2 separate regions of the Homo sapiens genome follow, and region 1 is linked to region 2. A link is a loop called in an ENCODE intact Hi-C map of the cell type or tissue named here. Cell type or tissue: breast epithelium. All regions are shown on one strand. Links, peaks and the distances in the headings refer to the core of each region. The heading gives the core; the rest is flanking DNA. Region 1 overlaps ALMS1 (ALMS1 centrosome and basal body associated protein). Region 2 overlaps DCTN1 (dynactin subunit 1).

Region 1 (8,333 bases), core at 331-8,330, 940 kb before region 2:
ATATTTCCTTTAGGACTTTATATGCAGAGTTATATTAACTATGCTTTGTTTTTTACTTTTAAATAGATATGTCATTTCTTTTTTTCCGTTTTTTTTTTTTTTTGTTTTTTTTTTGCTTTATTACACTGGCTAGGATCTGCCTATTCTTCTACTTGATCTACTTTGTGTTCTGACCCCAATTCTTTGAAAGGAAGTATCACCAGCAATATTTATGTAGCTGAATACAGTGAATACTTTTCTGTCCTCCTCTTAGGTACGATAAATAGCATTTGACACTATTATTAATCATTACATAACTTCTTTAAATTATTTCCTTTCTTGGGTTCTTCTGGTTTTTTTTCTACTCATCTGGCTGTTCTCTCTCAGTATCCTTTGCTGCTTTATCTTCCTTTGTTAAACCTTAGAATCAGAATTTGTAAGCTGTGGACCCAAGTATGACTCAAATGTGGTTTTCAAAAACCATTTTTTTTGGCATAATGTTTTAACACTTTTGAAATAGAATACTTTAAAGTGAACATGCATAGTTAGCCACAAATCCCATTACTCTCCAATTCCAGGTTGGATTACTTCATTTGTCTTACCCCCATACCCCTATACACATTTAGTTTTCAACCTCTGCTTGAAACGCTGGAATGTTCGCGGTCTCATCCAGATCCAGGACTTTAAATACATCTGTATACTGATAAATCCCAAAGATGTATCTCAAACTTTTTTTCTCCCTCAAAATTTGTTTGTATTTGTCAGAATGCTTATATGTTGTCCCTCCCCACATCTGTCAAAAATATTTAGAGATTTGTTGGCCTTTTTATATTGATTTAAAAGGTATAACACAAAGAATATTTGATGATTGAAATGTATCAAGAAAATACATAATGCAGAAAGTTAAAAAAGGTTGAACAGAGGTTGTTTTAAAAATTCAGTTTATAATGGGAAATTATAAGAATATGTTTGCATAGGAGAGGAATGATTCAGTAATGAGAGAAAAATGGGTGAAGGAAAGTGGGAGAATCACATAGGAAGGAAATCACTGAAAAAAATTTGAATGAGATAGGAAGGCCTTTGAGAGGCAGAGTGACTTTTTTTTATTTTCAAGTCATAAGATAGAAATCTGGTAATGGGGATTGTAGATCTGGTGGTTGAAGACAAGGGAGTTCCTCTCTCCTGCTCTACAATTATTGAAGGTCATCAGTTGAAAATTAGGAGCGTTCAATAGTTCTGAGGAGGGAAGGTATGAAATCTCAACTCACCAGGAAAATGTAGTAGGATTTCCAGGCAATATTGAGTGCCCTTCAGGTTTAGTGACATCAATTTAAAGAAAAGCCAGTCAGTTTGGGAGTGTGATTTCTCCAGCAACGTGCTGCTGATTGGATTCATGCAAGGAGACGGTTCCATCAGTGTTAGCTTTTGCTGAGCAAATAGGATAATGGGAGAAAAACGCAAGAAAGTTAAGGGTGTTTGCAAGGCAGTGATTATAAGGATGGCTCTGAACTCTCAGAGGGGCAAAGAAGGAAATACAGATAAGAAAGGAATAAAGAAAAGTATAAATGTGATAGGATAGTTGTCTCCGTGAAGTTAAAAAATTATTGCAGTAGAGGAACTAGAGAGTAAGTGATCTGTGGAGGTCAGAGGATGGACAGAAAGACTAATGGATACATCTGTCACTATTAGAGAGGAGTGAACTATGGGATACAGGCTCAAACCATGGTCAGAGAGGCTAAGAGATGACTCGGGACCAGTGATTTTTGCTTTAGTGAGTCACAAGATGATTGGAATTCTGCTTTAAAACCTTTTGTTGGCTCACTAACCTGTCCCCTATAGAAAGGAGTGCCCTCTAAAGAAAAAATGTAAAATTAATCATTCTCATATTCCTTTTATTTTCAAGTATCAGAAAGGTGAAAAGCATGTTTCCAGTAGCAATTTGATGTTATAGATCTGATTAATTTATTCAGTGTAGAAGGGATTGAGGTATTTTGGAATGTCAAAAGTCTGCTATTCCATAAATGTAGCATTAATATTCTAGAATATTTCTCTCCACATTTTTTTCTTTGCATGTATTTGTATAACTGATATTATGTAGTGGATAGTGGGTATCTTTTTTCTTAAACTTACTATATGAACATTTTGTTAATGAATTTTAAATATTAGAAATGTCTCTTCAAAGACAAAAGTCTTGCTGGAAAATGTTTGCGAAAATATTTGTAAATTGTAATACATCTTCTTTTTATGGATTCTGTACCACCCGGGAATTAAAAGATACCTATATTCTCTTAGAAACATTTGAGTTGATCAAGGAAGAAGAGTCCAGTAGTGGAATACTTACAAAATAATGAAAATACATTATATGTCTAAAGTTGCTGTCAATATAATGCCACTTTCTCATGTTTTTATTTAAATAAATAAAGCAAATTGAATGAATTATTTAACCAAAGATTTTACATAAAGACTCAAAAACTTGTAATCCCAGCACTTTGGGAGGCCAAGACAGGGGAATCGCTTGAGTCTAGGAGGTCCAGACCAGCCTGGGCAACATAGTGAGACCCCTGTCTCTACAAAAATTTTTAAAAAATTAACTGAGTGCCTGCCAGTAGTCCCAGCTACTCAGGATACTGAGGATGACAGGATCACTTGAGCCTGGAGGCAGAGGTTGCAGTGAGCTGAGATTGTGCCACTGTATTCTGGCCTGGTTAACAGAGCAAAAGCCTGTCTCACACACACAAAAAAAGAAAAACTGCAAATAGAGGAAACGTGGTAAAGAGAAAAACAAGTTATAAAATATAATACAGTTGTTAAATTCAAGAAATAGAGAAAAAATAGATATATTCCTAGTAAATAGAGTTGCGAAAAAAATCTCAATGAAATAGACTTTCTACAAAACTATGAGTATTTCATAGAGGTAGACTAGGATTACTGAGGAGGAAATTGAGAAAGTTATGTTAGTACCAGCTATCAAAAAGATTTTTGGAACTAATAGATTTGCTGATAAATCTTTTACATTTTTAAAGAAAATTGAAGTTGCTTAAATAAATACAGAACAACGTTATGAAACAAGAAAATGAGGGCATTCTAAAATACTGATTAATCTTAGTTGTGACCATATATGTGTGAAAATGTTAAAGAATATGCTAGCAAACATTTAAACGTCTGATCTACCACTACTGTGTAAGAAATGTGAACATGTTTCAATATAAAGAAATTTTGTGACTTGGGAGGCTGAGGTGGGAGGATTAAGCGCTTTAGCCCAGAGTTTGAGTCCATCCTGGGCAACATAGCAAGAACCTGTCTAAAAAAAAAAAAATTATTGCTATCCTTTATCAGGTTTAATTGGGGAAAATGATGCTATAACATAGTTTGAGCTAATTTAGTGTTCATTTCTAATCAAATTATTTGAAAATGAAAATACTTTCATATCATGATAGACTATACTTAATTATTAACTAATATTAAATTCAAAAGGAAAATACCTTTTAAACTTGTCACCATTAGTATTTAATACGACTTTAATTCAGCATTGTTATTTAGTGTGATCTGTAGATTGGTGCCAGTCCATGATTTGCTTGTTACTGGTCTGTCAAGAGGTAAGTATAGAAATTGAGAGGAAGTGTTTAGAAACTTTTATAGTAGTTGGATAGAGTAATTTTATCTTTTTTTAGACCTAGAAATCAAACATTTGGGCTTGTGTTTTATATCTTGGGCTTATAGTAAGACTTTTAATTTCATTTTTCTAGTTATTTTTACTGGTTTTAAAAATTAGCTTATTTCTCATTAATTTTTGTTAGCATTTTAGTAAAGTGTCAGTATGTGATGACTTGGAAGTAGGAAAAACTGGTTCTTCCCTATAGGTAGTTTGAGAAGCAGTTCTCTGGATCTTGCCACTAATTTAAGAGTAAATATTTGAAGGAGACAAGTGTATCACATTCATGGGTGATATGATAATGTTATATATACTGAGAAGAGCCAGGGATCGTTTAGAAACTAGTAGAGCTAATAAAAATTCAGTCAAGTGAATTCCCAAGCTAAAGCTGAAGTGAATGCTTCAGTAGGTCCCATGAATCGGCCCAGCCCTTGCGTGCACCAAGTTTGGCCCCTCTAGCATCGCCGCCACGAAGAAAGTGGCTCAACAGCTTTGGCTGAAGGCCCGGCTCAACTGTGTAAAAATTTCCCAGGCAGCTGCAGACTTGAAACAATTCTGTCTGCAGATTGCTTAACATGACTCTCTGCTGACTGGAGTATCTTCAAGTACAAATTCCTTCATACCCCAGAAAGTCTGTTCCTTTTTGTAGTAAAATGAATCTTTCAGAGGTTTCCCAAGCCACTTCTCATGATACAGTGAATATTCAAAAGAGAGCTACATTTGAAGCCTGTACAAAAGCTTATCCCCGGAACACATGTGCCATAATATACAAACTTCTACTTTTGTCAGTCCTTAATATCTACCTCTCTGAATTTTCATGAATTTCTATTTCACAAGGGTAATTGTTTTATATACACTGGCAGCGGCGTACAATACAACTTAGTATAAAAGGTTTTTTTGTGTTAAAAAAAGATGTGTAGTAATGGGAAGAGGTCTAAAATGTAGTTAATATTGTGAGAACAACAGCTTTACATTTTCTATACTTTGATGAGAATGTCATTAAATAGGAAGCTATATAATACATGAGTGGACATTTTCATCTAAATATTAATATGTATGGTAACTCAGTTAATGACTTAGCATGTTTTCCTTTAACATTTTTCTAGAAAACAGAATCTTGGCATTGTCTTCCTCAAGAAATGGACTCTTCCCAAACCTTGGATACATCCCAGACTAGGTTTAATGTGAGAACGGAAGATACTGAAGTGACAGACTTCCCCTCTCTGGAGGAGGGCATATTGACGCAATCAGAAAATCAAGTAAAGGAACCCAACAGAGATCTCTTCTGTTCTCCACTGCTAGGTAATGCCTGTTTATTTTAACTAGTAGTAATACCTCACATTTGTAAGTTTTGCGGGGACTGCAAGTCTTGTAACTTTCCCCTTTTTGAGTTAAGGAGCTCTGTAGAGACCTACTCAGAGGGATTAGCTTATTTCTGTTTTGTTTGTTTGTTTGTTTTTTACTGGCTAGCTGATCTAATTATATTAAGTGTGCAGTTGCCTCTCATTTTATCACTTCCCGTTGCTCACAGAAGGCAGAAAGGTGATAACTGTCTACTGTGTGTGCCTCCTCAGTCTTGAATTTGCAGAGTTTTTGGGATGAATAGTATACTTTGGTTATCTCAGCAATGGAGACTCCATGATCCCCCACAAAAAACAAAAAACAAATGTTCATATTTACCTTTTTGATTTTTAGAATTAATTAAGGCATATGTTATTATCCTTAGCTTTCAAACCAAAAATTGAGATAAAGAGGTTGAGTGGCTTGTCTGAGGTAGATCTTGCTGCTTTCCTCTGTTTAGTATGGAACTGATTTATTAGCTCTTTATAAAAGATAAACTTTAAGTACTTTTAAAATCATTAAGGGATTCAATTATGAAGATGGTTTTATAGTTTTGTAGAGAAGCATGAATAGAACTTAATTCAGCAAGTTCTTTGCCAACATAAACTAATGCTATCCAAATCAAGGTATTAGTGCCAACGTTTTCTATGATGTGGATTATTAAAGTCAATTTTAGGTCCACATTTTAAGAAAGGTTGACAAAATTAGAGTACCTTTGTGGGAGGAGAGGACTATCTTTTGATAGACAAAAGAGAAGACTTTGCTATGGTCAAATATTTGAAGGGCTGTTATGCTAAAAAGGAAGCAACTTATTTTTTATTCATTCATGTAACAAATATCTAAGTGCCTCCTATGTGTTTGATGCTAGGGGTATATAGATGAAAGCTACCTCCTCTTCTGGGAAGGCAATCCAGTAAACAGAAAATAACAGTACCATGGGATTTGTATTATAATGGTGTAGAGCAGGAGTCTGCAAACTATAGCTTACAGGCCAAGTCTTGATTTTGTACTGTCCATCTGCTGAGAATGATTTTTGCATTTTTAAAGGATTGTAAAAACAAACAACAGTAGTATGTATGACCAACAAAACCGAAAATATTTACCATCTGACCCTTTATTAAAAAAGGTTTGCTAACTCCTAGAGTTTAAAATGGATACATAACTTAAAGGGAAGCTATTTTTCAAATTGATGTAAAAAAGAGCTTTCTAATAGAGCCATTTAATACTAAAAAAGGCTATATAACAACAACAAAAAGTGAGCTTCATGTCACTGCAAAATGTCTAGCAAAATTCTGTATTAGGATTTTAGCACTGGGGAGGAGATTGTACTTCGTGACCTAAAATGTTTTCTAATGTAAAGTTTTATAACTCTGGCTTCTCATTTACTATAGTTAGGGCAGAACATTTTAAATTATTGGAGTAGATTCCTGGATCTCATAGGCAGAGGAAATTTTATCATTGCTGTTTTGTTACGCATAAGTACTAACATTGTGATAAATAGGCTCTCGCCAATGGCAAATGTAATTGATGATGGCTGGTGCCAGAATGGTTAGATACCTCAAAAAAGAGGGATGCAAGCCAGTAACAGATATCCACACTTGAGGAAACAAGAAGCAGTTGAAAGCTGTAAGAAAAAGGCATGGCAAGTAAAATACACCACCTTCCCATCACACACACACAGATAATGTTGTACACTTGAGAATCATTAACTCTTCAGCTTTGGCCTGCTCCTTTAGCAAATACATTTGCCTATTTATGTGATTTAACTGTCCAACTCCACCCTGAGATATTCTTAAATATTTAAGGAGATGCTGAAATGCTGCTTGTAACTTACTTGTTACTTACTATTCCTTACTTATACTTAAATAGCTATTTTAGGTACTGAGGATTTCTGTAGGTTCTGAAACCTAGTTAGGGTTAACTCTAATTTTTTTTGAGAAAAGACTGTCAGATTCTTTAAATACTCAGCCTGCAGTTAACTGGAAATAGTAAATTTGCTTTACTTGCCCAAAGGTCCCCCTTGTAGCATCAGCTCTAGTGTATTTGGGGACTTTGTTAAAAACTCTTCATGAGTTTTAGAGGGGTGAAGGACTGTTACGGAGGTTTAAGACTGCTTCTCTGTGCCAAGACCAAAGAGGAACTGTACCAATTGTTCCTTGGTGGCAAAGGTTATTGTTACATATCAGTTTTTCATTTTTAATTAATTCATTCAGTAAATAAATAACTCTCTTTTGAGTACCTTTTAAGTGTAGCAGGTACTTTGCTAGGCACTGAGGATATAGCTATGGATAAAGTAGACACAGTTGACAATTTAGATGGGAAGTGGATAGACTGAAGATTAAAACAAGAGGGTGATGAATTATATGGAAGGTATGCAGGGTATATAAGCAGTGACAGTATGTGTTTTGACTAAGTAAAGGACAGATGACAACATGGTGAGCTCTGTGAACTCTAGATTTGCAGTAATTTCAGGGGGAACAGTAATGTGAGAGAGGAGTCCTCACTTTGTACACAGTGTTGCAGGCATTCTGAAATCAAGAAAGTATACTGATTAAAATAAGAATGATTTAAGTCAACATTCAGGAAATCACAAGAATTTTTTTTTCATTAAAGCAGCAGTTCAAACTTTTTGGGTAACAGGATTCTTTTACACTTTTAAAAATTACTGACAACTCCAAAGAGCTTTTGTTTATTTGGGTTATTGATATTTCCCACATTAGAAATTAAAACTGAAACATTTAAAATGTATTTATTAATTCATTGAAAAAGTACATATTTTATAAAAAATAACTTTTCCAATACAAAAATGTTTAGAAGTATGGCCATGTTTTACTTAAACAATTCTATAATGTCTGACATAATAGAAAACATCAAGACTCTCATGTCTGTTTCTGTATTCAATCTGTTGCTGTATCATATATTCTGTAGCTTCTGGAAAATGTCACTGTATCTTTTTGAGAGAATGGGAGTGAATAAGGCATATGATATCTTAATATTATTTTGAATAAAATTTTGACATTAGGTACCCCCTAAGAGTGTCTTAGGGCCCAGGAGCTCCTGTGCTATGCTTTGACATAACGGGTGTAGTCTATATTATGTAAGATGGGAAGAAACACTCATAATAGTTAAGAGCGTTTGCTAAAAGTTGAAATGCTTGGGTTCAAATCTCACTCTGGCATTTCAGCTACTTGAATGTGGACAAGTTACTTAATGCTTTGTAAGTTTTGTAATCATGTTTCCTCACCTATAAGATATATATAATAATACCTATCTTTCAAGGTTGTCATGAGGATTAAATGAAATATTGTGTGTTAAGCACCTGGACCTTGTCAGACTCTCAATAAATGGTAGCTGCTACTGC
Region 2 (8,269 bases), core at 270-8,269:
CTGCCAAAGGGACATCTCTGCTTGTACATTCTCACAAGCACCTCAAACTCATGTCCAAAATAAAAGTCATCTTCCTCCTCCTCAAATACGTGCCCTTTACTTGTATTTGGCAGGATGCAGAGATGGAAGACACCCTAAAGGAACTCCTGTCTGAAGTGGGAGAGGAGTTAACTAACACTTAAAATAGAAACAGATGCTTACTGGCATAAAGTAGCGTAGTAGGAGCACATACTGGAGAAGAGAAGCAAGGCTACTGTGTGCCAGCACAGTGCTTGATGCTTGCATGCACTATCTCATTTGACCTTCATAACAACCCTGTAAGATATCATTTTTCCATTCTGCAGGTAAGAAAACAGATCAGAGATTAGAAACCTTGCCAAAGTCACAAAGCAACTAAATCCAAGCACACCTGGAAAAAAGGTCGGTATCTTTTGCTGCCTCAAGAAGAGGAGCACCTAACAGGCCATAGGGATTGGAAATTTCCTGAGATGGCATTGCCAGAGCTATCTTAATAAATGGACAGGATGTCAGCTGAGGAATGGGGATGGGGCGAGGGCAGGGAGGTAGAGTGGAGGGAAGGAGGTAGATGGCATTCTGGGTGGTGGGAAGAGGCCTAAGAGAGCACCGGGTGGCAAGCAAACTGCAGGGGTTCACTAAAGCTGAACCACCTGGCACATCGGGAGAGGCTGGAGAGGCGGACAGGACCCAAATCATTGATGGTCTCATGTGCCATTCTAGTGAGTTTAAATTTTAAAATCTAGACACATAGAGGAACCATTTCAGGATCTTATGTAAATTTTAAATCTAGTTGAAGAAATCATTTCAGGATTTAAACTGGGGAGTGACATGGCCCAGTATGCATTTTGGAAAGGTCCCTCATATCGATGTGTAGAACTGGTTGAAGAAAGGCAATGGAGGTAGGGTAACCAGTTTAAAAACTGCTGAAGTGCCCAGAGCAAGAAGTTATTTATAGACAAAGTTCGTGGATGTAAAAAAAGTGGAAAAATTTGAGAGACAGTAATGAAGGACAAACTGAACAGGACTGGATAACTAAATTAGCTAAAGAGATCAAAGAAGGAGTCAAGGATATCCAGGTTTGTGGCTTGTCACATGTAGGACACAGAAGAGATGATTTCAGTTTTGGACATGCTGACTCTTAAGATACCTGTGGGGCACTCACAGGGTGATAGCCAACAAATAATTGGGTGAATGAATTCGGCATTCAAGAGAGCAGCAGTTTAAGTAGTGAGAAACTGCCACCAAGGGAAAAGGATGGAACAAAAAGCCCCATTCTCCTTTCAAAGTGCCACCAGAAGTTGCTTGGCCTCGGTGTCTTAACCACACCAATCAGAAGGCAGGTCAGCAGCTTGGGTAGAATCCAATCCCAAGGAAAGGACAGTGTGGTCTGTGATTTCCTTGCCCTAGCAGAGCCCAATTTGGAGACGTGAGGTGAAGACTCTCTGGTTCAAGACACAATAATAACCCTTCTCAACCAGTTCTGTGAGAATTAATCCCTCATATGTAATGCATTACATCCTATGCATCTGGAATGACACTGGTTGTGTACCATCATTGAGAGTATTGAAGAAAAGTCATCAAATCATTTTCTCTCGGAATCCCAGGTGAGAAGAGCCAAGGTACAGAGCAGGCATTCAAACGCCATAACCCACTGACCTCCCAGACAGTATAGTCATTGAGAATATGGCCCCTGGACGCCCAACTTCAAGCACCCCTCCTCCTGTCTGCCCTTCCCCTCAAGACAGAAAGCAGAAGAGCAGAGGGTCTGGCCTAGTTTAGGCCTAGCACTCTGCAGGGTCAAGGGTCTCTTTCTGCATCTAGATCAGAGCCTTTTGGGAGTCTGAACTGGACTTCTCTCCCCAAGAGGGAAAAAAAGAGAATATAAAGGAGCTAGCCAACTAATCTAAACTGGGGCTAATATCTACAATGCTGGGGTGCTGTTTACCAGCCTAATGAGTCCCAACTCTGCAAGTATTTTCAGTAGGTCTGGGTCAAGACCAGAAATCTGTTACATTTTAAAAGAAACTCCCCAGGTGATACTAATTTATGGTGGGGTTTGGGAGTAGCTTTTGTACCTCCTATCCTTTACTAGTATGCCACTTTAGTTTTCCCTTATTTAGTAAATATTCCCTCTGAGAGACCCCAGGTCTTATGGGAAGACTGGCCAGTACATCAGAAAATTGGCTGGGGTGGTGATCATATCATTACTCCAGCTCCAAAAATTGGACTAAAGAGCAGTGGAAGCTACAGGAAGCAGAGGCAGGGTTGGCAGAGGCTACACCCTCCCAGCCCTCCTGACTCCATAAATGAACTTAGGTACCTAGTCCTAAGTCTAGCCCTTTCCTCCTTGGTTAGAGTAACTTACTGCACATGAATTTTAGAAACAGCATTCTTCTGGTCACTACGAAGAGGAGACCTCAAATTTGATACAGCCAAAGCTTCCTCAGCATCGCTTCTCCTCCACTCCTGCTGTGAGCTTAATGGCCCAAGTCCCACTCTCAACACCACACAGGAAGCACTGAAGCAGAAGTTGCTTTAATCAAGGGGTGAAGTCCTCAATCAAGGGGACCTCACTTAACCTTTGGTGGTGGGGTCTCAGCCTACCCCCCACAAGCCCTGAGGCCCCTCAGGAAGGAGGGAGCAGTTGAACAACAAATTATGGCAGAGGCCAGGGAATGGGAGTGGGGGAACCCGGGTCAAGGTGAAGGGGCAGGACGCTGAAAGGGTGGGAGTGAAGCTGAACGGGGCAGGAAGAGCTTAACCCACGTTTCTACCTGGGGGCTGGCTGAGGTGGCTGTGCATCGGGCAGAGCGGCACCAGAGGGCTGAGGGTCGAAGGGGACAGCAGGGGAAAGGAGTGCTTAGGAGATGAGGCGACTGTGAAGCTGGTGCAGCTGCTCCTGGGTCAGCACCAGCCGGTGTCGCTGTCCAAAACCAGCCGCACATGAGAAGGTCACTTTGCCCATGTAGACTGTGTCATCCTGCTGCTCCTCCTTGGCCTGGTGGTTGATGAGGAGAAAAAGACTCCAGGTCAGGGGCTCACTTGAGCTGTGGGCCACTGAAGGGGTCCCTGAGCACTGAGACCAAGGCAGCTCCTGGGTGACTAGGGCTTCTGAGATCCTGGGCTATTGTGACCACATTTTTCAAATAAGAATGGGGATACATAATCTGACAAGGGAGTTTTGAGGCCCTCCTGGTGTCAAAAGTCACGGAAGGTGTTTAGGTGCTAAAATATTGGAATTTCAAAGCACTGTAAGCACTTCTGAGTTACTTGTAAGTAAAATTTGGCCAGATAACCCAAGGTATGCAGTTGTTAGACCTGAGACTCCAAAGGCCTCCTCCAATTCTGGAGGAGAGGGGGGCCCGCCTGAGCTCTCCACACTGTCCCATCCTCCACCCCATGCTCCCCCTCACCCTGAGGAAGGCTGATGAAGGGAAGGTGGCAAAGTCAGTGGGTACTGTGGCTCCAGGGCGCTGAGATACTGTCTCCTTGAGGACCTCATCCTAGGGAAGGGGAGAGGAAGACAAGGGTTCATTTATGGGACCCCCACAGGCTAGCACAAGACCACGTGGTTTCACAGAGACACTAATACCAGGGGGGCAGGGACTTAGTCCTCTATATCAACATACTTTTGCTCTCATCTCCAACCCCATCCCCACACCAGCACTCCTCCTTACTTTGCAAGTCCTCATCCTGTAAGGCCCAACTCACATTCTACCGCTCTTGGGAAGCCATGCCCAACCGTTCTACCCCACAATGATCTCAGCGCTGATGGAAGCTAAAGCCTGAACCAGTCACTCTAAAGATTACCCTAGCTTATCCATTTTGTTATGAGAATCTGTCTTCTGTTTGCACTGAGACAGTGAGCTTCCAAGGCAAGAACCCTGCCTTCCCTTCCATCTCCTCCCCAATTGCTGTCTAGCACAGGGCTGGGCTCAGAGGAACTCCACAAGTGCCTGGCTCCACCAGTTTATGCTGTGAAGTGAGCTCTGCCTGGCAAACTGAGCTGACCTTGAGCTTCTCGACGGTGTCACTCAGGGACTTAAGCTGAGCCACTTGCTCCATAAGTTGGGCCGACGGGCTCTTGGCAGCTGTGGGGAGAGAAAGCTGGTGAGGCCCACCAAGGCGCAGGCAGGCAGTTCTACTGGATTAAGGGTTAGGGGTGCAGGTATAAGACTCTCTAACAGAACAAGTACTTGAGAGAGAGTGGGTGAATCAAACAAACTGAACAGTGAAGCCAAAGAACACTGCTGGGAAGAGCTTCTGTGGTGGGGGAACCACCTGAGCAGGGGCTAAATCCCTGGGCCAAGTGGAGGGGGCAGTTTTATTCATCTTGGGGGTTGGCAGGTACATACCAGGGCTGGTGCGAGTGATGTCTACTACGTGCGTGTGTGTGCTCAATTGATTCAATGTCTCCAGCAGCTGGCTGGTCTTACGATACAGCGCTCCAGCTGGTAACTCACTGCCAGGGCCCTCATGGGATAGCTTTGCAACATGCAGAGGGGGCAGGGATGCCAAGGATGCCTTCATCTGGGCTCCCTGTGGATGAAAAAAGAAGGATAGTGGTAAGAGGTGCTAGGAGGCCCCTGTCATCTATCATCAATGGGGCAAATATGCTCCATCTCCCATCCCAGTCCTCCCCGTGGCTCCCTCACCTTGAGGATGCTGTTCTCATGCTGGAGCTGGGAGATGTGCAGCCTCATGGCAGAGATCTGCTGAAGCAGCAGTGGTGAGTCCTTCACCAGCCCTGGGCCTGGCACAGACCCTGGAGCCTGCCCAGGGATGGCTCCTGTGGGGACCATAAAAAATCTCATCAGCCCCAAGTGGAAAGGGTTGAAAATTGGGCTCCATTCCTACTCTTCCCCTTTCCTCATCCCCCCATCACCCATCTCCAGTCCTGGCTTCCCCCTCCACCCTGCTCCCTTAGCTCCAACTCCCACCAGCCTGGTAACCCCCGGCCAGAGTGGGTCTCTACCTCGCTGCTGTTCTTCTGTGCTCGGGATAGCCCATGGGGGAGCAGGAAAAGAGGAGAGAGGAGTTAGGTGATTTGGGGGTTACGGGGACACACCAGAGGAATCCTGGACACAACCTGCAGGAAAACCCTTTTCCTAATCATCATACTTTCTCTAACAAGACTCTCTGCCACCTATCTTTGGGGACGAGCAGATAAGTGTTAAAGAAAGACACCAAACAGGAGTGAGGCCACAAGACAGGGTACAATGTGTGAAGAACAGTGGCAAAGAGAGTGTGCACTGTACAAAGTACTTGGAACATGAGGCTGTTCCTGCCTCCCTGTCTCAGATGCCATCTCCAAGAAGGGCACGGAGAATGCTCCAGAGACCCCAATATGTCTGCACCCTTAGTGCTCACCAGCAGCAAAGCTTAAGTTGGGGATGCAAACACACTCCCTTGCTCCTAAGGATTCCCCATTGCTCTGAGGCAAAAGACCTTCTTTTTTGGTGGGAAGTTTCATAAATTCAGAACTATGTTTGTTTAAAGAGTGCTAATGTTTGTTTCAAGAGTGCTAAAAACAACACAAAGTAGTAATCCTGGAAACTCTCTCCAAAGAACACAGAGCTGTCTGTACCACAAGAGCCTAAAGTCAAGAAGGTACTTGGTCACCTCCCAAGATCAAGGGGTGTCAGTAACAGAGACTTTGTCAAAGACTCTATGTAGGTGAGGTCAGCTGACAAGACTCAGGAGCAGCTGGGAAAGTCTGGAGGCCCTAAGGGTTTAATTCCAGGGCAAAAAGCCTGTCTTCTGGAGGTGAGAAGGTTAAGTGAGAAACTGGAGAGTAAACAAAACAAACTATAGGGCAGAGGAGAACAAAGACAGCAGCAGCCACCTCCTGAGTCAGGTAACTGGGGAGGCTAGAACTGGTAACCAGAAAAACTCTAGGTGAGGAGCCCTGACTATACTGAGTGACTAGACAAAGGTCAAAACACAAGCCCCAAGTGAAACTGGGATAATTCAGCAGTGGAAGATATGACCACATCATAAAATGAAGCCACATGAACTCAGTGAGAAAACACAGTGTCCAAGCAGAGAAGCAATCAAGAGCAGGTATCGGGCAGGGCTGGATGCCCCAGGAGAGTCAGCCCAGCCTGCTGCTGGCTGACAACCCTCTGGGATATAGGGCTGGGCAGAAAGGTCAGATTACAGAGCCAGAAAGGACATCTACTAGAGACCAACTGTCATCATTATTCTGAGCCTCATTAACAATTTAGTAATGCCCTCCTTTGCCCAGAGAAACTCAGCACACATCTTCAGCGGAAGGGAAAACTTGGTGAAAACTGGCACAGAGTGAAACTGTGTAAGCATGTTCCTGGCTGAATACCCGGGGGTAAGGGGGGTGGGGCAGAGGTCAAAATGAGGCCAAGGACAGGAGAGAAGACAATCTCCTCTGTGCTAGTGCTGCCTATTCCACAGTACTCACCACCAGCAATGCCAGAGACCAGAGTAGCAATGCCTGAAGGAGGAGGGCCCCGGAGTCCCTCAATCGTGCGTTTGGACTGGCTGTTCAGACGCTGCTTTAGTTCTGCCTTCTCTGCCTCCAGCTGGTCGATGTCAGCCTGGAGTGCATCCATTGTCTCCTCAAACTCTCTGTGAAAGAGAATCTGGGCTTTGGCAGTGTCCCTTCTCTAAAGCACTCCTTGACTATTCAGTCCTGAGAGGTCCTTGGAATAGCCCTGCCAGTGAGAAGCCAGGGCAGAGCAGCACAGGCTTAGGCTGGGGTGATGCAATGGGGTTGGCAGTGGGTAAAGAAAATGGGGAGTCTCACTATAAGAGAACCTGAGTAGGGGTATGGGTTAGGAGGCAGAGAGCTCCAGCAGTGGGAGGATTAGAGGAAGCAAGGCCCCAGGGAAAGTGCCTGACTTCTCCTTCTTTCGCAGCAGTGCCTGGGTCTCCTCCAGCCGAGTCTGGACTTTCTCGATGCGCTCATCTGCATCCTTGGCAGCACTGTCCAACTTCTTCTCCAGGAGGCTCAGCCGCACATTGGCCTCACTTAGCTCCTCTCCCTGGACAAGGACAGAACTTCTAGATCCCTGACATCCTCCCCACAGTCCCTGGAAACTGGGGGCTAGACCATGAGATAGTAGGTTCCCTGAGGGCTCACCACAGCTCCCATTGATTGCAGGCCCCACTTCTCCCCTTAACTCCCAAGCCGTCTTGGTCCCGATCCCCAACACTCACTGCTTTCCTGAGTCCTACCAATTTCCTGGCCCCCAGATCCTGAGCCTACACTACCCTCACCTTAATCTTGAGTGACTTCTTCAACTCCTTAATAACTGTCTCTCGATCTTCGAGCTTCAAACCCAGGCCTTCAGCATCTGTGATCTCTGCACGAAGGGCAGCAGCCCGCAGTTCAACCGGTGGAGGCTAAGGAATGGTCGGTAGGGGGTGAGAAAGTGAGGGTGGAGAGAAGAGATCATCACTGTGCTCCTTACAGAGAGATCCAGTTACAGGGAAAACCCTGCCTTCTAGGCAGGATGGTGCTCTCCAGATGCCTTCCTCCTGTCTCCCCGTCCTCCCACAACTAGCAGTAGCTCTGCAAGTCTTACTCCTACAGGCCTCTGCAACTTCTCCAAGGAAATCTCCACCTACCTTGCTGGGGGGCCGCTCTGCATCATACTCCCCCTCCTGCATGGCTGTGGCCAGCTTGTTCATGGTACTGATGAGGATGTTGCATGACTGGCGCAGACACTCATAGGGGCTGCTGGAGGGGGTCCCATAGATCTGCAGGAGCCAAGGGCAGAAGTAAAAGCCCCACACTGGTCACTAACTCTCCCCACACCTTCTACCCAGCCATCCAGGCCCACCTGCTCGCTTGCTTTGAAAGCCAGTTCCTCCAGAGCAGCCACAAGTAGCCCCTCATTCTCTGCCAGTGGGGCAATGAGCTGGGCAGCAGCAGCTGCCACCTCCTGCAGCACAGCCACGACCCACGTCAAGTGTTTCCTGCAGTCTAGGAGCGTGTCAGATACCTGTGTGCCAGGCCAGAGTCAGGAGTCAACCCTGGGTTCAGCACCACAGTTTCCAGCTACCCCAAAACCATTTTTGTCCCCTAACCAGATCCAGATCTTCAAGTGCTATACCCTTCATGTTTCTACTCAGTTTCCTTCCCTTCCCCAGTTGCAGCCTTAAACCTGTGGTCCAAAGGCCAGTGCAGCTGGGATCCCAGGAGCATCTGTCCCTGGCATTCGCCTTCGGATCTTCTTGCAGAACTGGCGGATGTCACTGCATGAAGTTTCCA

The links. Hi-C counts contacts between places; a loop is a spot of excess contacts. Peaks named below come from ENCODE experiments on the same cell type or tissue, not always from the same donor. Only the 100,000 strongest peaks of a DNase experiment are listed, where the experiment ranks them.
Region 1: a loop joins it to region 2, with 23 times the contacts of the local background. A loop is called at or near these places in 1 of 110 quality-filtered maps.

What each region holds. Positions count from the first base shown.
Region 1 is chr2:73,414,386-73,422,718 of GRCh38, forward strand. ALMS1 (ALMS1 centrosome and basal body associated protein) reads left to right here. Exons shown (of 23, transcript NM_001378454.1): 3 at 4,738-4,933. It also overlaps the pseudogene GNG5P4. Among named protein-coding and RNA genes, the nearest start is that of ALMS1, 33 kb to the left of the region's middle. In breast epithelium, for the core only: no CTCF peak of the experiment used is centred there; a DNase peak (open chromatin) is centred at 4,126.
Region 2 is chr2:74,358,621-74,366,889 of GRCh38, forward strand. It overlaps DCTN1 (dynactin subunit 1), which reads right to left. Exons shown (of 32, transcript NM_004082.5): 21 at 8,163-8,269; 22 at 7,839-8,000; 23 at 7,624-7,755; 24 at 7,273-7,398; 25 at 6,895-7,037; 26 at 6,455-6,621; 27 at 4,994-5,008; 28 at 4,674-4,807; 29 at 4,374-4,557; 30 at 4,030-4,109; 31 at 3,432-3,521; 32 at 2,535-3,016. The coding sequence ends at 2,879. Among named protein-coding and RNA genes, the nearest start is that of DCTN1, 18 kb to the right of the region's middle. In breast epithelium, for the core only: no CTCF peak of the experiment used is centred there; no DNase peak of the experiment used is centred there.